2 separate regions of the Mus musculus genome follow, and region 2 is linked to region 1. The links are chromatin loops, found by intact Hi-C in ENCODE. Cell type or tissue: heart. All regions are shown on one strand. Links, peaks and the distances in the headings refer to the core of each region. The heading gives the core; the rest is flanking DNA.

What was found. A loop is a pair of places that touch in the nucleus more often than their neighbours do. Peaks named below come from ENCODE experiments on the same cell type or tissue, not always from the same donor. Only the 100,000 strongest peaks of a DNase experiment are listed, where the experiment ranks them.
Region 2: a loop joins it to region 1, with 6 times the contacts of the local background. A loop is called at or near these places in 41 of 42 quality-filtered maps.

What each region holds. Positions count from the first base shown.
Region 1 is chr12:79,086,328-79,098,877 of GRCm38, forward strand. Pigh (phosphatidylinositol glycan anchor biosynthesis, class H) reads right to left here and starts at 3,343. Exons shown (of 4, transcript NM_029988.2): 1 at 3,113-3,343. The coding sequence starts at 3,292. 9230116L04Rik (RIKEN cDNA 9230116L04 gene) reads right to left here. Exons shown (of 3, transcript NR_110486.1): 2 at 12,010-12,168; 3 at 2,378-3,658. In heart, for the core only: CTCF peaks have their summits at 3,284 and 6,396 (motif pointing left); DNase peaks (open chromatin) are centred at 3,364 and 6,394; H3K4me3 peaks cover 1,297 bases; H3K27ac peaks cover 1,012 bases.
Region 2 is chr12:78,916,852-78,929,401 of GRCm38, forward strand. It overlaps Gm46359 (a long non-coding RNA gene), which reads left to right. Exons shown (of 3, transcript XR_001780635.2): 1 at 1-184; 2 at 4,729-4,868. It overlaps Gm46360 (a long non-coding RNA gene), which reads left to right and starts at 12,008. Exons shown (of 3, transcript XR_001780636.1): 1 at 12,008-12,075; 2 at 12,346-12,456. In heart, for the core only: CTCF peaks have their summits at 2,635 (motif pointing right) and 6,325 (motif pointing right); DNase peaks (open chromatin) are centred at 2,720 and 5,416; H3K4me3 peaks cover 82 bases.

The DNA of each region.
Region 1 (12,550 bases), core at 1,527-9,526:
AAGCTCCCAGGAGGCAGAGGCAGGTGGATCAGGACTACACACACCGAGCTCCAGGCCAGACAAGGCTACACACACAGTGAGACCCTGTCTCTAAACAAACAACAAATAACAAAAAGCAGGCTGGAGAGATGGCTCTTCCGTTAAGAGCACTGGCTGTTCTTCAAGAAGACCTGAGTTCATATTCTAACACCCATGTGGAAGTTCACAACTGTCTATAACTCCAGTTCCAGGGGACCTGACACCCTCTTCTCACCTCCTTGAGCACAAGGCATGTATGTCATGTACAGACATATACGCAACACACCCATACACATAAATTTTAAATAAAAGGACAAAAGAATATGGGACAGGGATCCACAAAGCCTAAAATATTAATTTGGCCTTTTAAAGAAAGAGCTTGATGACTTCCGTTCAGATGATTATTTCTGGCTGGTAAGCAGGAGTGAGAACAGGGCCTCTGATGACCCAGAAACAGCTACTTTCTGCTAATTAACTTCAGGTGCAGGGTGGTGTCTTGCAAGCAGTGCAAACTAAATAAGCACCGTGGAAGAAAGCCAAGGTAAAACTCAGCCCTCTACAGGTTGCAAGAATGATTAAAAAACAAAAGTCTAGAATACTGTGTTACTGACTTTAAAGTGTCAGAGGGAGGAGAAAGAGAAGAGGAAGGGGGGAAGGAAGGAAAAAATGATGGAGAGGGAAAAAGAAGAGAGGGAGACAGAGAGATAGATCAATGCACACAGCTGTTCCATAAAGACTTCCAAGGCCTCAGGACCCAGGTGGTGCAGAGAAGTAGTGCATGCTGACAGGTGCACTCTGCTGAAAGGGTACTGCACTGCAGATTGGAGTGATGTTAACTAAACCGATCAAAAGCAGGGGATGACAGGCTGAAGAACAATGAATGCTTAGGGAATGTTACCCACTCAGCCTCTGTTAAGATAATCTGCCTCAAAGTCCATTTTCCTGGCCAAAATTCTAAGGATGCACACCGCTCATCTGAGTCAGGGTTGAGCCACACATCTGAAGGAGTCCTTTGAGAGTTCTTTCCATGAATGAGTTTGAATAGGAGCAGAGATCTGAACTCTTGCACACAGAGGCCTCGGGAAGTCTTGAAGTAATGGAAGAGAGCACAATTACTTGTGCATTTGGGGGACATTTGGGTGTCCATGCCAGAGAGATGAGTGCAGTAGGGAACTGACAGAACAGCTCTGAGCTGGGTGTGGTTCACTCACCTGTCAGCCCAGGCCTTCACAGGGGCTGAACCAGGACGAAGCAGAGTGTGTGGACAGCCTAAACTACATAGCAAGACCCTGTATCTCTGAACAAACCAACCAGTAACAATTGCAACTGCCTGAGATCTGCGAGGCCAAAGTACAATGGAAAGGGATTTCAAAGTCAGGCAGCTCCAGTTTGGAAGCCCAGCTTTGTCACTTTATCAATGTCAAGGTTATTAAAGTATTACTCTTTATGAACCCCCCCGGGGGGTTGAAATAAGAAATTCAGCAGATAACTGCACGGGTATCAGGAACATAGGCTGGCATTAACATTCAACTGGGCATGGTGATGTATCCCTTTAACAACAGCACTTGTGAGGCAGTGACAGGTGAATCTCTGAGTTACAGGCCAGCCTGGTTTATACAGTGAGTTCAAGAACAGCCAAGGCTACATGGTAAGACCCCAACACTCCCCATCCCCCCAAAAAAGAATAAAAATCCAATTATATTAAAAATTTTGGGGAAGGACTAGGTCAGTTTAATAACTTCAACTGACCTGTGAAGACACTTTTAAATATAAATTGGTAAAGATTAGGAGTCTTTTAAAAAATACTATTTGTGTTGTGTTTGAGGCAGGGTTTCACTGTGTAGCCTTGGTTTGTTCTGGAGCTGGTAATGTAGACTGATGTAGCCAGGCTGGCCTTGAATTCAGAGATGTTCCTTCCTCTGTTTCCCTAGTGCTGGGATTAAAGGTGTGCACCACCACACCAGCCCCTACTATTTATATTTATTTATTGTGCAGAGGTCAGAGGACAATTTTTTTGAATCCATTCTTCCCTCCCATCATGTGGGTTCTGGGGATTCGGCTTAGGTGGTCAGGTTTGGCATTAGGTGGTCAGGTTTGGCATTAGGTGGTCAGGTTTGGCAGTCGCTGCAGTCATCTGATGAGCCATTCATTCCCCAGACCCTCAGTGAGGGGACTTAACTTCATCTATGAAAATCTGTGCAAATTATGATGCTCTGCCACACACTTTGATAGCATAAATGTGATTGAACCAGGTATGATGACACACACCTTTGATCCTAACCCTAGGGAGGCAGAGGCAGGCTCCACATAGAGCCTTCCAGTCCAGACAAAGTAAGAATAATAATAATAGCAAAAGAATAGAAAAAAGCTAAGGGATGTTTTAATACAAACAATATGAAAATTGCAGAAATAAACAGTTCTGGTGTACTGGCTCTATTAAGATCACTCCTGGAATAATATATTCATTTTAGGGCTATACAGGGAGTTAAAACAGAACAGAACATCCTGAACAAAGGCCAATCGGATGACTCTTTTTGCTTGGGAACTGTCACAAAATAATAGCAGTTGACCTTCGCAATATTTTGAACCATTAATTTCAACTTAGAGATGTTAAAAATGAGGCTCGGGGGGAAAAAAGATTAGAAAGTCTGAAAACTGAGCATAGAAAACCCTCGTGTCTTAGACCTGGCAACACTTTAGAAAATGCACTTAAACTGGGGAAGGGTTGGGAGAGGGGATGGTAGTTGACCTGGCCTTGAGAAACAGATATTAGGTGGAGATTCTGTACTGCACAGTTGTGGAGGCAAAAACTTTTCTGTAATTCTGTCGCACGCCTGCTATCCGTTGGCTTTGGTACCCAGTAAGTGATGCGGGAGGATGCACTGAGTTCTCTGAGGAGGTTATGTTCCATGAATGAGCAGGGCAAGTAGGTCCACTGTGGTAGAACGTCCAGAAGCACAAACTTCTCGGGGAGGGAGGGCAGTCCTGCCGTGGAACGGCGACCCTGATCCAGGGAGTCCCCACCCTCCCGGACCCACGGGTCAGCCCCGAGACCTCTCCAAGCTGCCTGCGCCGGCCGAGCGCCCGCCTTTACCTCGCACAGGGTGAAGAGCCCGTAGGCCGCCAGCCACACCGCGCAGGTGACCGCGGTGAGCGAGCACAGCGACAGCCGAGCCGAGCTGAGGCCGAACTCGCGGCAGTACGGTGAGTAGTAGCGGCACCGCAGGGCTAGGCGGCCGCCGCAGATATCGGAGAAGCTCTTCTCGTCCTCCATGGCCGCACACACCTGAATGTCGCGCCGCTCTAGCCCACCCGGAGGCTCGAAGTCTCGTTGGCTCCCGACCATCCCGGAAGCGGCTGAGCCCTGCCTGTCCGCGCAGCCGTAGTCGCTCACTGAGAGCAGGGCTGGGACTTGCAGCAAGTTCTCCCAGTTTATCCTTAGCCCAAACTCCCCAGAACCGCGGCACCAGTTTTGGGCAGATTAAGATCTCTGTTCATTTGACTGACTCATTTATATTGTTACGCCAGAAAGACTCCCCCAAAATGGTCTGCAGGTGTAACCATTCATTCATTCATTCATTCATTTCCCTGCGAAGGGATTTTAGGTACTGAAGATTTCTGTCTCTACATAGCTTCTTTCCTAGTAGGAAAAAAAAAAAAAAATAGACGTAACTTAAGTAGTGTTATTGACAAAAATGTTCAGACTAGTAGAAGGTCTGGGCAGCTTTAAGTAAAGGTCTTAAAGGTCTTCGCCATTAAACCTACAAGGGCCACACTGTTCTGTGGGGAGTTGGGGTGGAGGTGGGGGTAGTCTCCAGAAAGAAGGACCAGGAAAAAACAAAGTTGGAGGCTGGAATGGGTTTCAGTCACAGGAATCAAAAAACTAGCAAGGCTAGGATGCATGGGAAGAGAAGGTAGGCTTTGAGTTGGGCAGATGGCTCAGCTGCTAAAGAGTATATTAATCCAAAAAAAAAAAAAAAACGAGAGGAGAAAGACCGCCACCCAAATCATCATGACCAAATTAATTAAAGCAAGCTTTAAAAATTCACATACACGGGCTGCCTCCTCCTGAGATGGGGTTCAGCTTTGGATGTGAAGGCAGGCTTTTATAGCTCAGGGATAGGAAGGTTTCCAAATGAGGGGTTTGTCTGTCAAAATATAGTTATAGGAGCAGCACACAAGCATAGCAAGTAAGTCCCTCTGGAACAGAGACACAAGGTTGCAAAGATGGGCCTAACAAGGTAGCTATATAACCCTTTGAAGCAAAGGTCAGGTTGCAAGATGACTATAAACAACTTTTTGAAACAAAGACGTGATTGCATTCTTGGAACAAGCAGTACAGAACCATTTGTAGTTAAGGTCACAGGTGGGGCATAGCTCAATCCTTGAAAAACAGGTTTACTCATAAACAAGAATGAACCTAGATTGTCTTCACTGTAAGATGACTTTCAAGCCTAATATGGAAGCAGGCTGGTTCTTCAAGTACTTATCACTAGGGAAAGGTAACTGGGGGAGCCACTAATAGATGCTGTTTGCCAACCATATATTTGCATGGATGGAGCACTACTGTGGCAGTGCACAGACAATCATACTTCTGATGATGTAATTATTTCCACTGTTTTGAATTTATTCTTAGAACTTGAGTCACTATAAATATGAATAATGGAGAAACAAATGTAATTGAATAATCCCACTGAGGACTCCACAGGCTCAGGCTGGGCTCTTCAAAGCTTTTCTGTGGAGCTCTTGCTTTAGGATTTGCTTACACTTGGATTTCGTAGTTCTAAGACTACTGTGTTATGAGCCTCCCAGGGGCCCTGCAGGGAAAGCAACCAGCCTCCGAGGCTGACGACTTCAGTTCGAGTCATGGGATCCACATGATGGAAAGAGAGAACCAACTGCCACAAGTTGCCCTCTGATTGCCACATGCTCACTAGCCATGGCACGCCTAATAAATACACAGATAAATAAATAGTTTTATAAAGGAATGCTGTCTTATAGCTTTTATTCTGTTTGATTTTGGCAGAGGTGTATTTTGAAAGAAGGTTTCACGCTATAGCCAACCTGCCTCCAACTTGTGATCCTTCAGCCTCAGCTTTTTCTGAAATGCTGGGGGTGTGTAAATGGTCCATGTGAGAAAGTTACAGGATATCATGTATATAAGTCCCAATTAAGAGTCCTTACTGGCCAGTGACTATGACCAGCCTCAAAAAAACTCTTGGCCCCGAAGCTATGGTGGTATATAGCCTTTTAAAGGTAAACCTCATGATGGCATCAAGTGTAGGTCACAGAACTGTAACAATTGCTTGGGCTATATATTCAGATTAAGCATTTGAACCATGGTCAGGGTCATGGTAGGTCATAAATGTGACACCAAGGCCGACATGACTGTTCACAGGTTTAGGGAGCAAACATTAAATGGAGTTAGGGTAAGATCAGGACAAGATCGGGACTATTGTCTTAGTCACTTCAATTATGCATTTTAAGATATATGTGTCTTAGTTACTTTTCTATTGTTGTGACAAAATACCATGAGCAAGGCATGTTATAAAAGAAAGCATTTAATTGGGGCTCACAGTTCCAGAGGGTTAAAGTTCATGACCATCATGGAAGGGAGCATGGTGGCAGGCATAGCACTGTTGATTGAGAGCTTACATCTGATCTCTAAACAAGGGAGAGAGAGTACCAACTGGAATGGTGTGGGCTACTGAAACTTCAAAGCCAGCCCCTAATGATACATCTTCTCCAACAAAGCCACACGCCCCCTAATCCTTCCCAAATAGTTCCACCTACTAGAGACCAAGTGTTCGAACATATAAGACTATGGGGGGCAGGGGACATTCTCATTCAAACCACCTCAGTAAGAAAAGTCTAACATCTATTTCATCTCACTGTTGGTTTTGTTAATTGTCTACTTCATTTAAATTGAGATTTTTTTCTGGGTCTTAGAGGGGCATGTGTGTATGTACATGTGTGCATACATATGTGTGTACAGGCATGTACACTTGTGGCAGAGATTGAACCTAGACCCTTAAGCATGCTGGTGTTTTGTTTTGGTGTTGTTGTCTGTTTTGTTTTGTTTTCCTGTCTCTTAGTATAATGAGAGGCTTCCAATTCAAACCTGGGAATATAGGATTAAGAAAGCTTAGGCCTTATTTAAATCTTTGACGTCAGAACTCTTCTGCCACTACTATATCAAGGAAACAGGTCCCTATCAACACCAGGTAGAGGTAGAAAGAAGTCCAACCTCCTCACTTGGCCTGTACTAATGCCTGGCTGGGAAGGTGGTGTTTGTACTTGGCTGGGGTGCAAGTCCAGGCAACCTTCCTGTTCTCCTCTGGGGTATGAAAGTCCTTGCTGCCCCCTAGTGGCTGGGTGGGGCAAACTTTAGCCCTGGTGAAGGTGAAGTTTGGGTTTCTCACTCAGCCTTTGCTGACAGAGCTAAAAGAGCGAGCAACGTTTCCTGTGGTACTTGGCAGGAGTAGTTAATTGTCTGAAGTCTTCTCTCTTCCTAGGCCACTCCTTTGTTTGCCCTTTGGCAGGAGGAAGCAGGTTTTCCTTCGTGCATTTTGTGTGTGTGCACATACCAGCCTCACCACACGGCTCTTTCTCTTGCATCTGGTTTAAGATACACAAGGAAAAAGCAAAATCGTGGAGTGAACCATTCTGTCGACTTCTCAGGCCCAGAATCCCTAGGCAGTCTGCAGGGGTGACAGGGTGTAATGTCTTTTCAGTTACCAGTCACAAAGGTCATGGCCAACACACCTATCACTAAAAGTAGGCTAATAAACAAAAACATCAGAATTATTAGTTTAACATTTTACATGATATGAGAGCTTTAGAAATGAAGACACAAAGACCCAAGGAGCTTATATTTAGGCTCAGTGAAGAATAAGCAGCCACACAGAAAGGTGATTGATTGTATAAAAGAATATGATGGGGAAGACTCAGAAAGACCTGTGTATGGCATTCTTTCCCACTGTGTAGATTGCAGAACGCCTGCCACATAAGGACTGTCAATGGCTTTGGAGAAGAGGAACTGGTTTCTACAAACTGGCTCAAGGACAAGAAATCCTGACTTCTGTTACTTGGTTTAGAGAGAAGTGGGGTGAGAAATGGGAGACAGAAAGACTTTTCTTCTGGAGCAGTATCAAGCTACTTCCACTCAAAATATTTGTTTATAAAGCACCATATATTCGGCTATTGTGATTTGTTTTGAGTGTGAATTTGTTGTTGTTGGTTGGTTGGTTTGGCTTTTTGTTATTTTTATTGTTAATTTATTTATTTAATGTATGAGTGCTCTGTCTGCATGTACACCTGCACGCCAGAAGAGGGTATCAGATCCCACAATAAATGGTTGTGAGCCACCATGTGATTGCTGGGAATTGAGCTAAGGACCTCTTGAAGAGCAGTCAGCGCTCTTAACTGTTGAGCCATGTCTCCAGTCTATTTATTTATTTATTTATTTATTTATTTATTTATTTATTTATTTTGGGAACAGGGTCTGTCCAAGGGTTTCATTGCTGTGAAGGGACAATATGACCAACGCAACTCTTTTTTTTTTTTTTTTTCATTTTTTTGCATTTTTCGAGACAGGGTTTCTCTGTATAGCCCTGGCTGTCCTGGAACTCACTTTGTAGACCAGGCTGGCCTCGAACTCAGAAATCCGCCTGCCTCTGCCTCCCGAGTGCTGGGATTAAAGGCGTGCGCCACCACGCCCGGCCAACGCAACTCTTAAAAAGGCAAAGATTTAGTTGGGGCTGACTTACAGTTTCAGAGGATCATCATCATGGAGGGAAGCATGGCAGCATGCAGACAGACATGGTGTTGGAGGAGCAGAGAGTTCTAGCTCTTGATCCAAAGACAACCATGAGGAGACTGTATTCTGCAGGAGGAGGCTCTGTTTCCACACTGGGCAGAGCTTCAGCTTAAAAGACCTCAAAGCCCACCTACACAGGGATACACACTTCCTCCAACAAGGCCACACCTCCTAATAGAGCCACACCCTATTGCCAAACATTGAAACACATGAATCTATGGGGGCCAAACCTATTCAAACCACCACACTCCACCCCCAGACTCCATAGGCTTGTAGCCATTAAAAACTCCCCACAGTCTATCACAGTCTCAACAATGTTTAAAAATCCAAAGTTCAAAGTCTTTTCTGAGATTCATGCAATCTCCTAAATGTAATCCCCTATAAAATCAAAATCAAAATGAAGATCACATACTTCCAACATCACAGGTTATACAGTACCATTCCAAAATGTCATAGTGAGGAAATATTAGACCAAAGCAAGACCAAAACCCAGCTTGGCAAACTCCAAACTCTGTATCTCTATGTCTGGTATCCAGGTCCTTTCAGCTTTGTTGACTGCAACACAATTCTTTCTCTTGGGTTGGTCCCATTCCCTATTAGCAGCTTTCCTCAGCAGGTATTCCACGGCTCTGGCATCTCTATCATGCTGGGGTCTCCAAGGCAACTTCAACTCCTTAGTTTCTTGTTCCAGTGTCCGGGATCTACACATGATCTTCTGGGCTCCTCCAAAATGCTTGAGTCATGTCTCCAGCTCTGTCCTCTGTAGCACTCTAGGCTCTGGATGACTGCACTACACTGCTGCTGCTGTTCTTGATGGTCATCTCATAGTACTGGCATCTCCAATACTTTGGGGTCTTATGCTTTAACTAGGCTGCACTTTCATCAATAGCCTCTCAAAGGCTCTCTTCATGGTGCCAAGCCTCAACTTCTTTGCATGACCTCTTTGGTCCTTGACCTGCCCCTGAGACTGTACCTTCAACAATGGCCTTTCTGGCCATTCACAGTGCCAAGCCTCAGCCAGTCCATGATCCCCTTATGCCTTCAAAATGAGAGATCTTTTTTTAAAGAGTGTTACCTCCTTCCAGTCTAGTAAGGCTGGCTGTGACCATCAGCTGCTTAAACAGAGCCACCTGCTGTGCTGCTCCTTTGATGTGCCACTACCTGCCTGAGGCCCAACCTGCCTGAGGCTGAACCGGTTCTCTTCCAAGATTTTCCTGAGTTAGCACCGAAATCTTCTGAGTTCCCACTAAAAGGCTGACCTATCTACTTCAAAGAAACTTTGCATGGCTAGATGGGCCTCCCCTCTTCTTTATAAAGCGTGTTTGCTGACATTAAAATTGAACCTTGATCAGAATGACTGTCTTGGTTTCATATTTCTCTCGAGGTGCCTAGCTCCCTCTTCTCTTCCAGATTCCAAAATGCCTTCCCAGAACAGAACCCAGACATGTGAACCGCTGGCCGGACACAACAAAGATTTATTTATCTTATATTTGTATGAGTTCATAGTAGTGGTCTTCAGACACAGATTAGAAAAATGCATCAGTTCCCATTACAGATGGTTGTGAGCCACTATGTGGTTGCTGGGAATTGAACTCAGGACCACTGGCAGAACAGTCAGTGCCCTTAACTGCTGAGCCATCTCTCCAGCCCCACAACTAGGTGATTCTTACACATTATCAAGTCCAGCTACCAGCACAAAGTACAACCTTGGCTATCTCTGGAACACAGCTTCTTTGTGCTCTCAGAAAACACTTTTCAGAAGATTTCACCTCAATGATTCTGGTCTCTATTTAATCACTGCTAATTTTTAAGTTTCAGCTAGCCAGCATCAGTTGTCCCAGTAACTCCTTCTATTCTTGACTCTAAAGCCAAAGCCACATGACAGAAGCTGTCAAGTTCTGCTGCTTGCTGGGACTGGAACTTGGCCCCTTGGTTCAATTACATCTTCACCAGCTTTCTGTTTTCCATGGTTTCTTTCATTGCCTAAGCTTGACTGTCCTTAAACTTGCTCTGTGGACTGACCTTGAACTCAAGAGATCTGCCCTCCTCTGTCTTCTGAGTGCTAGGATTAAAGGCATGCACCACCACACCTGGACGTAAGCTTTTCTTTAATTCCTTTTTACAAGATCTTTATAAGCATGGCTACTATGCCTCAAGATCCAGATCAAAGTCTGTGTCTTCTAGCCTCAAGATCTGGATCCCAGGTGTGCCCTCCATTCCAGATATAGTCAAGTTGACAACTGAGAATAGCCATCACAATCTATCCCTTGTGAATTTGACACACAATTATATCTCCTTATGTCCAAATGAAAGCAATAACCAACCAGGTCATAATAACTCCTAACATGATATAACTATCCTTCGTTCAACTGTAAGTTTAAACAGTAAGTCTAGCTGGGTGGGACCTTGCACTCCCTTAATAACATTTAATATCTTTGAACACAGGATTTAGCTTCATTCTACGTCCTGGTGCCCCTTTAATCTTTGAACCACACATTTTGTACCTTTCCTTTCTTAGTTTGCTACATCTGATCAAAAGGCTCTTTATAAGAGCGAACTACAGGACAGAGTCTATGGTATGGTGTTTTGAGATTTCCTTTGTCAATACAATTAATCTAGATCTCTTTTGCCTCAGGCAGACTCTCCAGACAAGGGCAAAAAGCAACTCCATTTTCACCAAATTATCACAAGAACAGCCTCTAGGCCACATACTAAAATTTTTTACCTCTGAAACCTCTTGAGCCAGGCTCCCACAGTTAAAATCACCCTCAGCACCGCTGCCCTCCATGCTTCTAACAGTATGGCCCATTAAGCTCCACTTAAAGCATTACACTGCTTTCCAAAATCCACATTCCTCCAAACAAAAGCATGCTCAAGCCTATCGTAGCAATATCCCACTCAGGAAGCAAAGGCAGACAGATCTCTGTGGGTTCGAGGACATCCTTGTTTACACATTGACTTCCAGGACAGCGAGGACCACACAGTGAGACCCTGCCTCACACAAAACAAACAAATGAAAACAGTGGATGTCAGAGAGATGGCTCAGCCTGAGCAAAAGCATGAGGACCAGAATCCAGATCCACCGCTTGCTGGGTGGGCTTGAGGGTCCACCTATAATTCCAGAAGGCCAGAGGCCAGGAATCTCTAGAGCAAACTAGCTACCTACATATTCACATTGGTGAGCTCCAGGCCCAAGTGGGAGGTCCTTTGTCAATATATTAGATGGAAAGCAATTGACAAAAGCACTTAACATTAACATGGGGATTCTACACACACACATGCACACATGCCTGCTTACCTACAAACACACTTACATATACACAAACAAATATACCACACACTTGGTATCGAAGATGGCCAGGGGTGAGAAGAGGAAAAACCAAGTACAGAAGGTAGAGCTCTTTTCCATGGAGTCACAACCCCACCTTGTGGCCTTCTACAATAGTGACACTTGATAGTTTTAATTCAAGGAACATCATCTGGCTTTTGTGTGGAAGGATTCTCTCTCCTTGTAATATATGATGTTTTTAACTTTTATACACCAAAGTGCTAGGTTTGCTTTTGGTCTCTTTGTGGTTTTGGTTGGTAGGTTGCTTTTGTGGTGCTGGGAGTTGAACTCAGGGATTTGTGCATGCGAAGTGAGTTATCTACAGCTCCAGCCCTAACTACAAGCTTTTAAACCTCATAAACCAAAGTTATGGGAGAGTTTATTTAAAAAAAAAAAAGAACCTCGCCAGGCTTGGTGGCTCCCACCTGAAATCCCAGCACTAGGGAGATGGAGGCTGTCAGGATCATGAGTTCAAGGCCAGTCTGAACTATGTAGTGAGACTGTCTCAAAAAATAAAAGCCCAAACAGACAAAAGAAAAAGTGGGTCTAAACCTAAGAGACAAGTAGATTCAGTTAGATCAGAACACGTTTGTTACCTCGCTTATAATCACAGCCGGTGCCACAACAGGCCAGGTTCGGCCATTCACCGTCTATGAGACAATTAAAGAGCCAAATGAGTGCCGAAAAGCAAAAAGAGGAGATTTGTTACATATGGCCCTATTGGAAAGAGGGACAAAGAGAACCAGTGACACCACCCCCCTAATGCCCCCCCACCCCCCCCCAATCCATCTTCATGGTCCCAACGTGAAAGTGAAGCTTAGGGAGAGGGCAGGGCATACATTACCATGTAGTCTGGCCAAGGTGTGGTCCCCCAGCCACCACAGTCTCAGGTCCAGGTCTCTCCTGCAAGGTCATCAGACAACTTGTAAATCTTTCTCTCGGTGACAAATTCCGTCCTCTGGTTTCCATCAGGGCTTCTACGTTTTCTTCCAGCAAAAGATGCCTGGGGAAATTCTTAGTTCTTAGAGGTCCGTGTTTCAAAAGCTTGGCAATGAAAGAAAGGAGCGTGTGTGTCTCTTTAGAGCATTCATTCCCACCAGACAGGCTGCTGACACCTTTCAGCTCAATTTTGTGAGCTCATCCTGCAGCCTGGCTGGTCTGGAACTCGCTCTGCAGATCAGGCAGGCCTCAGACTCACAGAGATTCCCCTGCCCTGCTCCCCAAGTGCTGAACCAAGCCCACAGAAAGTTAGACTTTGTTTTTCAGTTTTGGTTTGCAGTTCTGGCTGATCTCACCATATAGAACAGGCTGGTCTCAAACTCACAGCGATCTGCCTGCCTCTGAGTGCTAGGGTTAAATCGCGAGCCACTATGCGTGGCGTTGAA
Region 2 (12,550 bases), core at 1,834-9,833, 170 kb before region 1:
TCCCTCTTCTGCTTGACTTACTCTTTTGGTGTCGCTTTCCATTGTTTCCCTTGCTACTATTGTTTGTTTTCTTAAGACAGGGTATCACAATGGAGACTGGGCTGGCACAGAACTTACTGTGTAGAACAAGGTAGCCTCAAACTTTTGGCAGTTTTCCTGCCTCTCTGCAGGGTGAGCCTTCAGGGTGAGTATTTCCCACTGTACTTTTTGTTTGCTTTATTCAGCTTTTTTTTTTTTAAGTTTAAAAATTGCATTAACTGATTTATTTTCTGGTGGCGAGGACACAGGGCACGGCAAACCTGTGTGTCTTGAGTTCAGAAGGTGAGAAGGGAGCTTGCAGGAACCAGTCCTCTCCTTCTGTCCTGTGGGTGCCGTGGATCAGACCCAGGTCATCGGGCCTGGCAGCTACTGCCTTTACCCACAGAGCCATTTCACTGGCCCTTCACTGAGTTTTTCATCTCCAGAATTTCAGATTGATTTTTTTTTCTTCAAAAATCTCAGTCTCAGCCGGGCGCGGTAGCGAACGCCTTTAATCCCAGCACTAGGGAGGCAGAGGCAGGCAGATTTCTGAGTTCAAGACCAGCCTGGTCTACAGAGTGAGTTCCAGGACAGCCAGGGCTATACAGAGAAATCCTGTCTCAGAAAAAAAAAAAAAAAATCTCAGTCTCCTTGCTAGTTTCTCATCCATATGGTGGCTTTCCCATACATTGACATTCTTACTGTGTCCCCTCTACAACCTTTTTTGTTGGTGGCTTTTTGAGACAGGCTTCTCTGTGTAAAGCTGGTTGTCCTGGAATTTGCTTTGTAGACCAGGCTGGCCCCAGCTCAAAAAATCCCTCTGTCTCTGCCTCCCGAGTGCTGGGATTGAGGGCACATGCCACCACACTTAGATTTTTTTTTTAAGATTTATTTATTTATATATCATGTAGCCCTGGCTGGCCTGGAACTTGCTATGTTGACCAGACTGGCTTTAAATTGACAGAGATCTTCCTGCCCCTTCCTCCTAAATGCTGGGATTAAATATATATTATACCACTCCCAGCTCTCTCTCTCTCTCTTTTTTTTTTCTGAGACAAGGTTTCTCTGTGTAGCCCTGGCTGTCCTGGAACTCACTCTGTAGACCAGGCTGGCCTCGAACTCAGAAATCCACCTGCCTCTGCCTCCCAAGTGCTGGGATTAAAGGTGTGCTATTTTTTTTTTAAAGAAATACACTCAAAGTTTATTACCACGAATGACCATAGGCGGAAAATGGCAAAAATGTAAAGTATGAAGCTAAAAATTAACTATGGTAAAAGTTACAATAATAAGTAAATTAAGTTAAGGATGGGGCCAGAGAGAGGAGAAAGAAAAAATGGAAAGAAAAAAAAAAAAAGATCAGGGGAAGGGAGAGAAGAAAGGAGAGAGGAGAGGGAAGGGAGGGAAGAAGAGAGGAGAGGAGAGGACAGGAAAGAGGGGGAAGGGAAGAGAGGGGAGGGGAGAAGAGGGGAGAGGAGAAACAAAGGGGAGGGGCAAGTACTACACCACGTTGCTGCCAGTTTTAAGTGAGTTTCATCATCAGAGTGGCCACTAGAGGGCAACCAAACCTCGCGTCGTTGAAATGGTCATTGGCAGGTAAGGTGGAGGAGGCTGTGGCAGAAGTGCTTTCTCTCCGCAGCAGATTCAGGGGATCCAAGCTGGAGCCAAAGCCTCGCTCCTGTGCTCCCTCCTTTCTTTTCAGGGTTCCTGTACTAAACCCAAGACACAGTCGGAGTATTCTTGGTGTTTATAGGAGCTTGGGAATGTTGTATTGGCCTCCACTCCCCCAGATGGGGCATCTCTGCTGTTTCTAGAACATTTGAGAAGCTATCTACCCACATACACAAGGTGTCCTCAATGCACCAAACTCAAACTGCACCTTGCTCCTTAAGATCAGAGTAAAATACACAGTGATAGCTGGGGGGGGGGGGGGGGGGACGGGGACGCTTAGTGATTAAACACTGGCCATGCAAAAGTGAAGACCAGAGTCCCAATCCTCATGACTAAAGCTGCTTGAACAGGGTAGCCCATTTTAAATCCCGCCTCAGAAGATGAAGACAAGACCCTCTAGAGCAACACGGCAGGAGAGACTACCCATACCAGTTAGCTCTGGGTTTAGGCAGAGAGACCCTGCTTCATTGAATAAGGTAGGAGAGAAATCAAGAATGATGTGCAAAATCAACTTTGACCCTCCAAATGAAAACCATACACATTGGCGCCCAAACATGCAAACGGAAAAAGAAATAACTTAAAATTTATCGTCTGTTGTGGCGTTTTCAAACAGAGAAACGGGACAAAGGCTTTCTGCCAGGACGTAGCATTTATTTGTTCTGGCACTTGATCAGCAGATTTATATCCAAAGACTGAGCCCCACGTGCGGCAAGGCGTAGCTTGTATACTTTTGTTAGTTCCCCCATACATTTTATTACCTTTATCTCCCTTATAGGGAAACATCCATTCTAATTATGTGGTCTGTTACAGGCTCAAGATATAGCCATGCATGCATACACAGGACACAGGTCATGCCATGTTTCCTTCCCTTTGTGTTGGGAGGACAATTACCACACACCCACGCGAGCTCCTTAGGTGCCTCCTAGTGCTTACACATATGTAATCTTCCAACCATCCTCTAGAGGGTGCTATTGCCATGATTGTTGCGTAAGCCTACAAACTCAAGCAGCCCGCCTCCTCAGCGTGGCTTTTAAGCTGTATGTACCCTGCCTTTGCAGAGAACTGCATGTTAATCTACCTCACGGTCTCCTTCCACCTTTGGACTAAGTCAGGGATAGAGACCCAGCTTACTCAGCTCAGTCCTGCCTTTCCACCCTGGGCTCGAGGCCTGTCCTTTCCTTCCTTAAGTGTTGGGTATTTGTCATTCTGTGTCTGTGGAAGAATTCCTGCACCACCACCACCCCACATTCACCTGTGATGTGACCTGGCAACCTCATGATCTTTGAGCAGCCAGCTTCCTCATATAATGATCTAAAAAACAAAACAACAACAACAAAAAACATTTAAAAATATATTTATCTTATAATTTTACATAAATAAGTTTTGCCTGAATGTATGATGTTTATCACGAGTGCCTAGTGTGACAAGAAAGTTGTAAGCAGACATGTGGGTGCTGGGAATTGAACTCAGGTCCTCAGTGAGAACAATAATTGTTTTTAACCATTGAGCCAACTCTCCATCCCTCATCTGGTAATCTTAATGTCGGTCTTCATGGCAAGTGGAACGACCTCATGGGAGTCAGAGAGATGCTAGGATTACAGCATTGGGAGAAATATTAAGGTTTAAGATGTATCATTTCATTTTATATACATTAGAACCCACAGGGATAAAATAACTTTTTCAAACTCCATCAGGCTGAAGCTGAACCGGAAGCGAAGTTTTCCATTAATAACACTATCAGCGATGGTTATACCTAACACCTGTGTAAGAGGTGTTGCAAGCCAGCAAACCAACAGTAGACCCTTTGTATTGTCTTATCATTTAGTATACCTGTAACTTGGAATGAGGGCAGAGAATTTTATTTGCTTTCGCTTCTTCAGTAAATGTTTTTGAAAACGACTTTTTGAAAGACAGGGTTTCAAGTCTCCCAAGCTGCCTTAAACTTGGATGATCCTCCTGCTTCCACCTCCTTGGTGCTAGTTAGGATTACAGGCATGATACAGGGGTTAGAAAGAAGACACAGCGTGTAAGAGCACTTGCCTGCTATTCTTCCAGGAGACACACACCAGGCAGCTCACAACACCCGGACTACAGTTCCAGGGTATCTGACAACCTCTTTTCGCTTCTACTGGTCACACACAAACACACACACACATACAATACATACTCACACACACATATACACACAAACACACTCTCATATACACACACACTCTTCATTTAAAAAATCTTTAACAGTATTTTCCACCTTTTACTTCACTGAAGACATGGAATGGGCCAGGGTGTGGTTTAGCAGCAGGGCCTGTCTCTATTACATGGGAAGCCCTGAACATGATCCTCAGAACTCAAAAAATAAACATAAGAGACTAGTGACTGGAAAGGCGGTCCCAGAGTGTGAGGCTGAAACAGCTTTTTCACAGGACCTGAGTTCAGTTCCCAGCACCCAAGTTGGGCAGTTCACAACTCCCTCTAACTCCAGCTCTAGGCAATCCAATGTGTTCTCCAGCCTTTGAGGTCACCTGAAGTCATGTGTACCTACCACCCCATAAACTTAGTTAAAATAATAAAAACACATCTTAAACACACAAACCTGACACACAAAACAAAGATACAGAGCAAGAAGCATGAGCTCTTTCAACCCTTCCCCCGGCCCCTTCTGCTTCATGGGTAGTCACTAGTGATTGGAAACATCTACCCAGAGGTTCACAGTTTAAACAATGCTTTTCCATAAATCATCTCACGGATTCTAGCACTAACTCCGTAAGACATGCTGGGAGTAAATGATTATTGTCTCCATTTACAGATAGGGTTTCAAAATGTCTAGCGACTTGTCCAGAATTAGGTCTCTAAAAGATGGTGGAGCCAAGACTGAAAGCCTGGTGGTCAGAAACTTCTAAATTATGCCCCACTGAATCCCTTGATGACAGAGCCTTGGGTACTTGAAACCAGAATGTCCCATAAATAGTCCTGCTACAAAGACAGATTTTGCAGTTGGTCAGGAAACAGGAGAAAATTTGTCCTTCCTTGATGTTTGCATTCCAGAGGGGGGACTGCTCATGTTCTGCTCTGGGCAGGATTTCAAGAACACCCCTCCCCTGTCTCAGCGGATCTAAGGATGAAACGCCAGCAGTGGAGAGGCCCAGGAAGATGGACTGGAGCCATCCATACAGCTGCCTTCACAAGTGAGTGTAGTGTGTACTCTCACACTTGAGGAGCCGAAAGTCTGAACTCAGGGTGTCCAAAGGACTAGGTTCTTTGAAGATGGGAGGGAACCTGTCCCGAGTCTCTTACCTTCTGGGGTATGTTGGCAATGATGGAATGTTTTGTTTTGCAGACACATTCCTCCACTTTGTCTCTCATTCACAACATGGCTTCTCCATGTGTTTTCTCTTTTATAAAGACACCAGTCATTGGGTGTAGGGTCCATCCTAACCCCAGTATGACCTCATTATAACTGATTCTGCTTGCAAAGGCCTTATTTAAAATCAGTCCCATCCTGGAGGGCATGAATGCTGAGGAGACATCATTCGACTTAGTACACTGTCTCCTCCTGTTTCATACATTAAGTGGGGACGGCACTTCTGGAATATTGAGTCTTTTAAAGATGAGTAATGTTTTAATCCAGGAAGATAGTGCAAAGATAAGTCTGCCCATTTACAGGGAGGGAAAAGTCAAGAGGGAAAGGCAGCTGTGAGCGTCCTCAGCAATCCAAAGACAGCTGCTGGCTGATGCCAAGAAATGACATCTGCTGGGTCAGGAGGGTGGAAGTGTATCATTTTAGCTGTGTGGCTTTTGGGTCAAATGCTTTTATTTTAGTAAGCACAAGAATAAGAGTGGCCTAGGGGAAAGGGAACAGAAAGGGAGAGAGCAAGATTGTTCAAAACAGAAACTCAGAAAATAAAGTATGTGGTTGGGGTTGAGTAAATGCTTTGGGGTAAAACATATTTACTCAAAGAAAAAAATTAAATAGAAAGAGTAAAGAAAAACCTGATTGACCTAGGGATGGATTTTCATTCTGATTTTTTGTTTTGTTTTGTTTTTGAGACAGACTTTTGTGTGTGTGTGTGTGTGTGTGTGTGTGTGTGTGTGTAGCCCTGGCTGTCCTAGAACTATCTCTGTAGGCCAGGTTGGTCTAGAACTATTTCTGTAGGCCAGGCTGGCCTCAAACTCACAGAGATCCACTTGCCTCTGCCACCTGAGTGCTGGGATCCTGTGCCACCACCAACAGTGTTTCTGATTTTTAAAAATCTTTTAAAAAAATTATGTGTATGTGTGACCATGTGCACATGAGTACAGGTGCCCTTGAGGCCACAGACATGGGGTTCCCTGTATCTAAGAGTTGCCGGTAGTTGTGAGCCACCTGGCATAAGTACTGGGAATCAAACTGTATTCCTGTGTGAGAGTAGTCCCTGCTTTAAATTACTGAGTCACCTCTCCAGCTCCTTTAATTCTGATTGTGAAGTTGAATAATAAGACTAAAATGGGGAGGAAAAAGACAAAATGGGATGTATTATATAACATATATAATTATTAAAATTCATTTGGAATCTGAATGGGCAAAGTTTTGTTTTGTTTTGTTTTGTTTTTAAGGTTGGTTTATTTACTTATTATATATAAATACACTGTAGCTATCTTCAGACACCCCAGAAGAGGGCATCAGATCTCATTATGGATGGTTGTGAGCCACCATGTGGTTGTTGGGATTTGAACTCAGGAAGAACAGTCAGTGCTCTTAACCTCTGAGCCATCTCTCCAGCCCAGGCAAAGTTTTTAAAAAGTTGTTGTTGTTTGCTTGAGACAGGGCCTCACAATTTAACCCATCTTGGCAGGAATTTATAGTCCCCCTCATCAGGCTTGTCGGTGCCGGATCACAGGCATGTGCCACCATGACCAGCTCAAAACATATCAGGACAAAAATAAGAAAAGATAGTCACGTGTAGGGACACATACCTTAATCCCAGCGCTTGGGAGGCAGAGACAGATGGAGTTGTGAGTTTGAGGCCAGCCACCAAAACACAGTGAGGCCTTGATGCAAAAACAGAGAAAAGTTAGGAACCAGCGTAGACTATGTTAAGACAGAAACATTATTTAAAGACTTGGCCGATGGTGAAGAAGCATCCACAGAACACTACAAGAAAGAGCCACTCTGCGGGAAAACTGTGGGATGTCAGCACAGCTTAGGATCAGCTTCCACCCATATTTTTCATATCGTGCATCACGGTATACTCCAAATGGGTCATAAAAAGACACAGAGAGAAATGGAAATGGAAACTTTCAGCTGTGACCAGAGAAAACATTCTAACTATCCCTGCAACAGACATCAGAGACAGGAGGGATGGATCTAAATCTGTTCTTAAAAGCCGTTTGTGCCACCAAATGCAATAAAGCAAACAGGGAAGTGAAAGCCACAGATGGGGAGAGACTCATGGAGCAAATAAAGCTCTCTGCCCAAAATAACTGAAGAACTGCCCCAAGCTTACAAAAAAAAAAAAAAAAAAAAAAAAAAAAACCCAAAACCAGAATCCTGATCCTTTTTGATAAGAATCAAGAGTTCACACACACAAATAGAGAAATGAGCAGCCTCACTGTGAATCTTGAAATCTAAACATCTCTTCTGCCCCCACCGTGAGTGTGTGTGTGTGTGTGTATGTGTGTGTAGGTGTGTGTATGTGTATAGGTGTGTGTGTATATAGATGTGTGTGAGTGTGTGTATAGGTATGAGTGTGAGTGTTTGTACAAGTGTGTGTGAGTGTGTGTGTAGGTGTGTGTGAGTGTGTGTGTGATGCATTTGGAGGTACAATGTTGATATGGGGATCATCTTCAATTATTTCTCCATTTTATTCTTTTCCAATATGACTAATCTTGCTAGCTAGCATGTTCTGGGGGGAGCCTGCCTCTCAATTCTGAGGCTAGAATTAAAGTTGGGACACCAGGGTTTCTGAACCATCTCCCAGTTTCATGCCCAACCGTCTGCTTTTGAGACAGTTTCACTACACACCCCAGGCTAGCCTACACATCCCAGGCTAGCCTACACATCCCAGGCTAGCCTACACATCCCAGGCTAGCCTACAACTCTTCATTCTCCTGTTTCAGTTTCACTACACATCCCAGGCTAGCCTACAACTCTTCACTACACATCCCAGGCTAGCCTACAACTCTTCATTCTCCTGTTTCAGTTTCACTACACATCCCAGGCTAGCCTACAACTCTTCATTCTCCTGTTTTAATTAACTTTTTATGTTGTTAAAAAAAATCAATTTAAGGCCAGTCTGGTGCAGCATATCTTTAATCCCAGCACTTGGGAGGCAGAGGGATATAGATCTCTATGAGTTTGAGACTAACTTGGTCTCCATAATGAGGTATTGTGTCAACGAAACAACCCCTGGAAAAAAGCAATTTAAGGTTCAGTGTGGTGGTGTGTGACTGTTATCTTAGTCCTTGGTGTGTAGAAGCAGGGTGATCAGGAGTTAAAGACCAGACTTGGCTACATAGTAAGAAAGACAGGCAGCAATACATGAGACTCTGTCTCAAAGAAAAGAAAGCAGATATCAATTCTAGCCAAGCATAGTAGTATATGTCTATAATCCCAGCAGTCAAGACATGGAGACAGAAGGATCAAGAGTTCGAGCCAGCCCTGCACTGCTCAAGATCCTGTTTGAAAGCAAAGCAAAATCCATTTAAGTGAAACAATTTTTTGGGAGGGGGAGAATGGGTGGGGTGTTTTGAGACAGGATTTCTCTGTATAGCCCTGGCTGTCCTGAAACTCATTCTGTAGACCAGGCTGGCCTAGAACTCAGAAATCCACCTGCCTCTGCCTCCCAAGTGCTGAGATAAAAAGCATGGGCCACCACTGCCTGGCTAAGTGATACAATTTTATGTTTGGTAGTACAGACATGCTAATATGACTAAACCTTAAAAGCCTGTTTCCATCTTTTGATTCCACAATCTTACTTCCATAGCTATAGCTAAGATGTGGTCCTTGTGGTTTCTACAGTGCTTGTTATAATATTACTCAAGTTAAAAAGAAAATAACTTAAAAGCTAGTTGCTTGTACAACGATTCCTCATGGTGGAGTTTGAGGCAGGAGGATGAAGAGTTGTAGACCAGCCTTGAAATTCTGTCTCAAAAATAAAACAGGTGGGACTAGGTAAATGGCTCAGAGTCACTGGGATGCTCTCAGAATAAAGACGCAGAACCTCTGTGACTCGTTGGTGAGAATCTTTTTTTTTTTTTAAAGATTTATTTATTATTATATGTAAGTACACTGTAGCTGTCTTCAGACACTCCAGAAGAGGGAGTCAGATCTTGTTACGGATGGTTGTGAGCCACCATGTGGTTGCTGGGATTTGAACGCTGGACCTTCGGAAGAGCAGTCGGGTGCTCTTACCCACTGAGCCATCTCACCAGCCCCCCCCTTTTTTTTTTTTTTTTTTTGAGAATCTTTAAAGAGGGCCCAGGAACATTCGTTCTGTAATCAGACCAGATGATTCATTACCACGTTCACATTGCAGAGCACTCAACTACACAAACCACAGACAAGAGAGCCTTTGAAGGACTGAAGAGGGATTCAAGCAACAGGCATGGACATCCAAAATCCCGGACCCTGAGGCAGTGGCAACCCCTCCATGAGATGCCCATAACAGGATACAGTGGCCACAGTCACTGCCTAGTCATCGTGTTGCAGTCAGTTCTACAAGCCCTCCCAAGACTCAGAATGGTCATACAAGGGATTTTTTTTTAATATATATTATAGTATTTTTTAACTTTTTCCCTTTTCCTTTCTTCCCTCCAAATTTCCCATTTACCCTTTCTTGTTCTCTTTGAAATTCATGGCCTCTTTTTTCAATAATTGTTGTCATGTGCATGTCTTCTTCAACATTCCCTGAGCCTCGGGTAAGGAAGTCATAAAAGGTTTGACTGTTTTTGACAAAAGCCCAGGTAGGTCATTTGAATAATTAACCAAACACCTAGAAAGCCTCTGTGGGATTCTTGCTTAAGGGCGTTTCTACTTGCCTGCCACCCTTTCCTTTCCTTTCCTTTTTTTTTTTTTTTTTTTTTTTTTTAAATCTCCTAGGGACCCCAGACTTTAATTAAGAGAATAGAAGTCACCAGGCAGTGGTGGCACATGCCTTTAATCCCAGCACTTGGGAGACAGAGGCAGGCGGATTTCTGAGTTCAAGGCCAGCCTGGTCTACAGAGTGAGTTCTAGGACAGCCAGGGAGGTTATACAGAGAAACACTGCCTCGGAGGTGGAGGGTGGGATGGGGAGGGGAAGAAGGGGGGGCGGGTTGTTGAGATGGCTCCGTGGGTAAGAGCACTGAATGCTCTTCCAGAGGTCCTGAGTTCAATTCCCAGCAGCCACAGGGTGGCTCACAACCACCCGTAATGAGATCTGACCCCCCTCCTCTGGTGTGTTAGAAGATAGCTACAGTGTACTTATGTATAATAATAAATCTTTGTGAGCAGAGGTCCTAAAATTCACTTCCCAACAACCACATGAAGGCTCAAAATAAATAAATCTTTAAGTGACTAGAAGTCAATGCTGTTCAAGACCTGGATGGCATGGCATAAGCATCCCCAGACTGTAACCCTGGAGGCACCACAAGGGGGGGGCTGTCTTTTGTTTAAGTAAGTTTGGTGTTTGCACATTTTGCACAGTATATGTGGTAAAAAACCAAGTTATTAAAGGAGACTTACCAGGCTGCCTATTAAAGAGACTGCCGAGTCTTCCTTCATAAGGGAGGGAGACAGAGCTGATGGCTTGTTCCTAATGTTCTTCTGAGCCTCTCTGCTCCCAGAGGGCTTCCTTTCCTGCACGCTGATCCCTGAGGCCCAGACGTGCCACCACAGCTGCTTCCCACAGAAGTTCTCTTCCTGGAACTTATAGATCCATTCTTGCCCAGAGTCTCGGGGCTTCTTGCCAGGACCTGGGGATGTCACATAATACTACTTTCTGCCAAGGGTGGTCAAACTCCCCCAAGAAGTCTGGGCCAATGCCCAGAAAACCAGGCCGATTGGCACCTGTGTGAGACTAGAGAGTCTATTCTCTATCAGGAATCAGTAAGGGACATTGTGGTAGCCAGACCTAACTCAGCAATGTGCCACGCTGAGGCCCTGAGGCAGACAAGCAGGCTTCTTTTGAAACATTGATTCCTGTCTGAGAGATACAGTCTCCCACTCTTTCCTGGTGGTCCTCACAGCAGCTCCCTCTGGGTACACAATCTTGGCAACCTTGCATGGTTCATCACCTTGCTCATCAAAGGGAGCCCCACTTCTATTAGGACAGTGTCACCGAAGGCTAGCCTAGATGGCCCACCACTACCTCCAAGTGCTGGAATTACAGTACAGGTGTGTCACCACGCATAGTGTGATTTTGATTTTTGTCTGAGTCAAATGGGAAGTTACTGGAGAGTTTAAGCAAAGAACACGATCAGTTTTGAATTGTCTCTGTAGCCTCAGGTCTGAGAGCAGTCTATGAGAAACAGACTTAGAGGCAAGAAGGCCATGGGGAAGGGCACAGTGTCTTGTCCTTGCTTGTGAAAGTGGAAGAGGGAAAGGAACTTGAGACATACTCAGAAATTCACCTAAGGACTTCCCCACAGGTGGGGAGGAGGAGGAGGAGGGGGAAGAAGAGGAGGAGGAAGAATAGGGGGAGCACTAGGCATCACTGTTTCCAAGGTGGGAAGAACTGGTGGGAGGGGTTACAGAGACATGGACACGGGGACAGGGTTAGCTTGCCTTCAGGGTCCTTCTGATTCCAAAGTCAAGGAATTCGTTATCTTGCTCTCCTCGCCAGCCAGCCCCTAACACCTGATTTTATAGACTGAGGAAACAGAGTATGACTAAGCAGGGGGAGTCCAGAGTCAGGTCTGAGAGAGGATACCAAAAAGCTGATTTCCCATTTAAGGGCCTTCTACTCTCAGAGCCCGGGCTTCCAGGCCAGCACCCTCTCACCCAGGCCAGCCCTCAACTCTCTCCCCAGCACCTTACCAAAGGCCTCTTTGAGCCATCTTGGCACTGGGACTTGGGACAGAAAGCTATGGTCAGGAGACAAATGTTTTGTCTCCTTCATCCCTAGTCTGTTCCAGTCTCCCTCCTTTTCCAGTGCTTGTTAGCTGGTCAGCTTCTAGATGAGAGATAATGGCAGACTAGGCCTGGGCGGCAGGGGCTGGGAAGCTGTGGGTTAGGGCTGGAAGCAGGTTTCAGCTCCTGGATGGTTTGAGTTCATGACTTCCTTCTCTGAGAAGGATGGCCTCAAACTCACAAACCTCTTGCCTCAGCAGGACATTGAAAGAGGACATAAACCCCTTGTTTCTTTACAGGGTGAAGATTAGGGCTTATGAGTCAGGAAGACCTCACTTGGGATGTCAGCCATGTGACCTTGGGCAGGTCAGTTACATCCTTGGGAAATAGTAATCAGTTTTCTGGAAGCTTTGGGAGGGTCATAGAGAGTTCAGGTCTGATAGATGAAGTGCTCTCCTTACAGATCAGCAGGGAGCACGGGAGCCTCTGTGGTTCTGCAGTAGTGGACCTCATCCCCTTTTTTGTGTATGTTTTCACAGCAGGGTTTCTCTGTGTCTCTCTGGCTGTCTTGAAACTCACTCTGTAGACCTGGCTGGTCTCAAATTCACTGAGATTCCCCTGTCTCTGCCTCCCAAGTGCTGGTTTTAAAGCATGTGCCACCACTGCCCTGCTGCTGAACTCCTAAGACCACAAGAGACAGGCGTCAAGTATCGGTCTCAAAGCTGGCTGGAAGTCACAGGATCTAGGGTAAGAAGGCTTGATCTCAACCTAAGCTCATACCATATTTTTCTCTGTCAGCTTCAGAATGTGGTACATTCAGGGCAAACTGGATGGGTCCAGG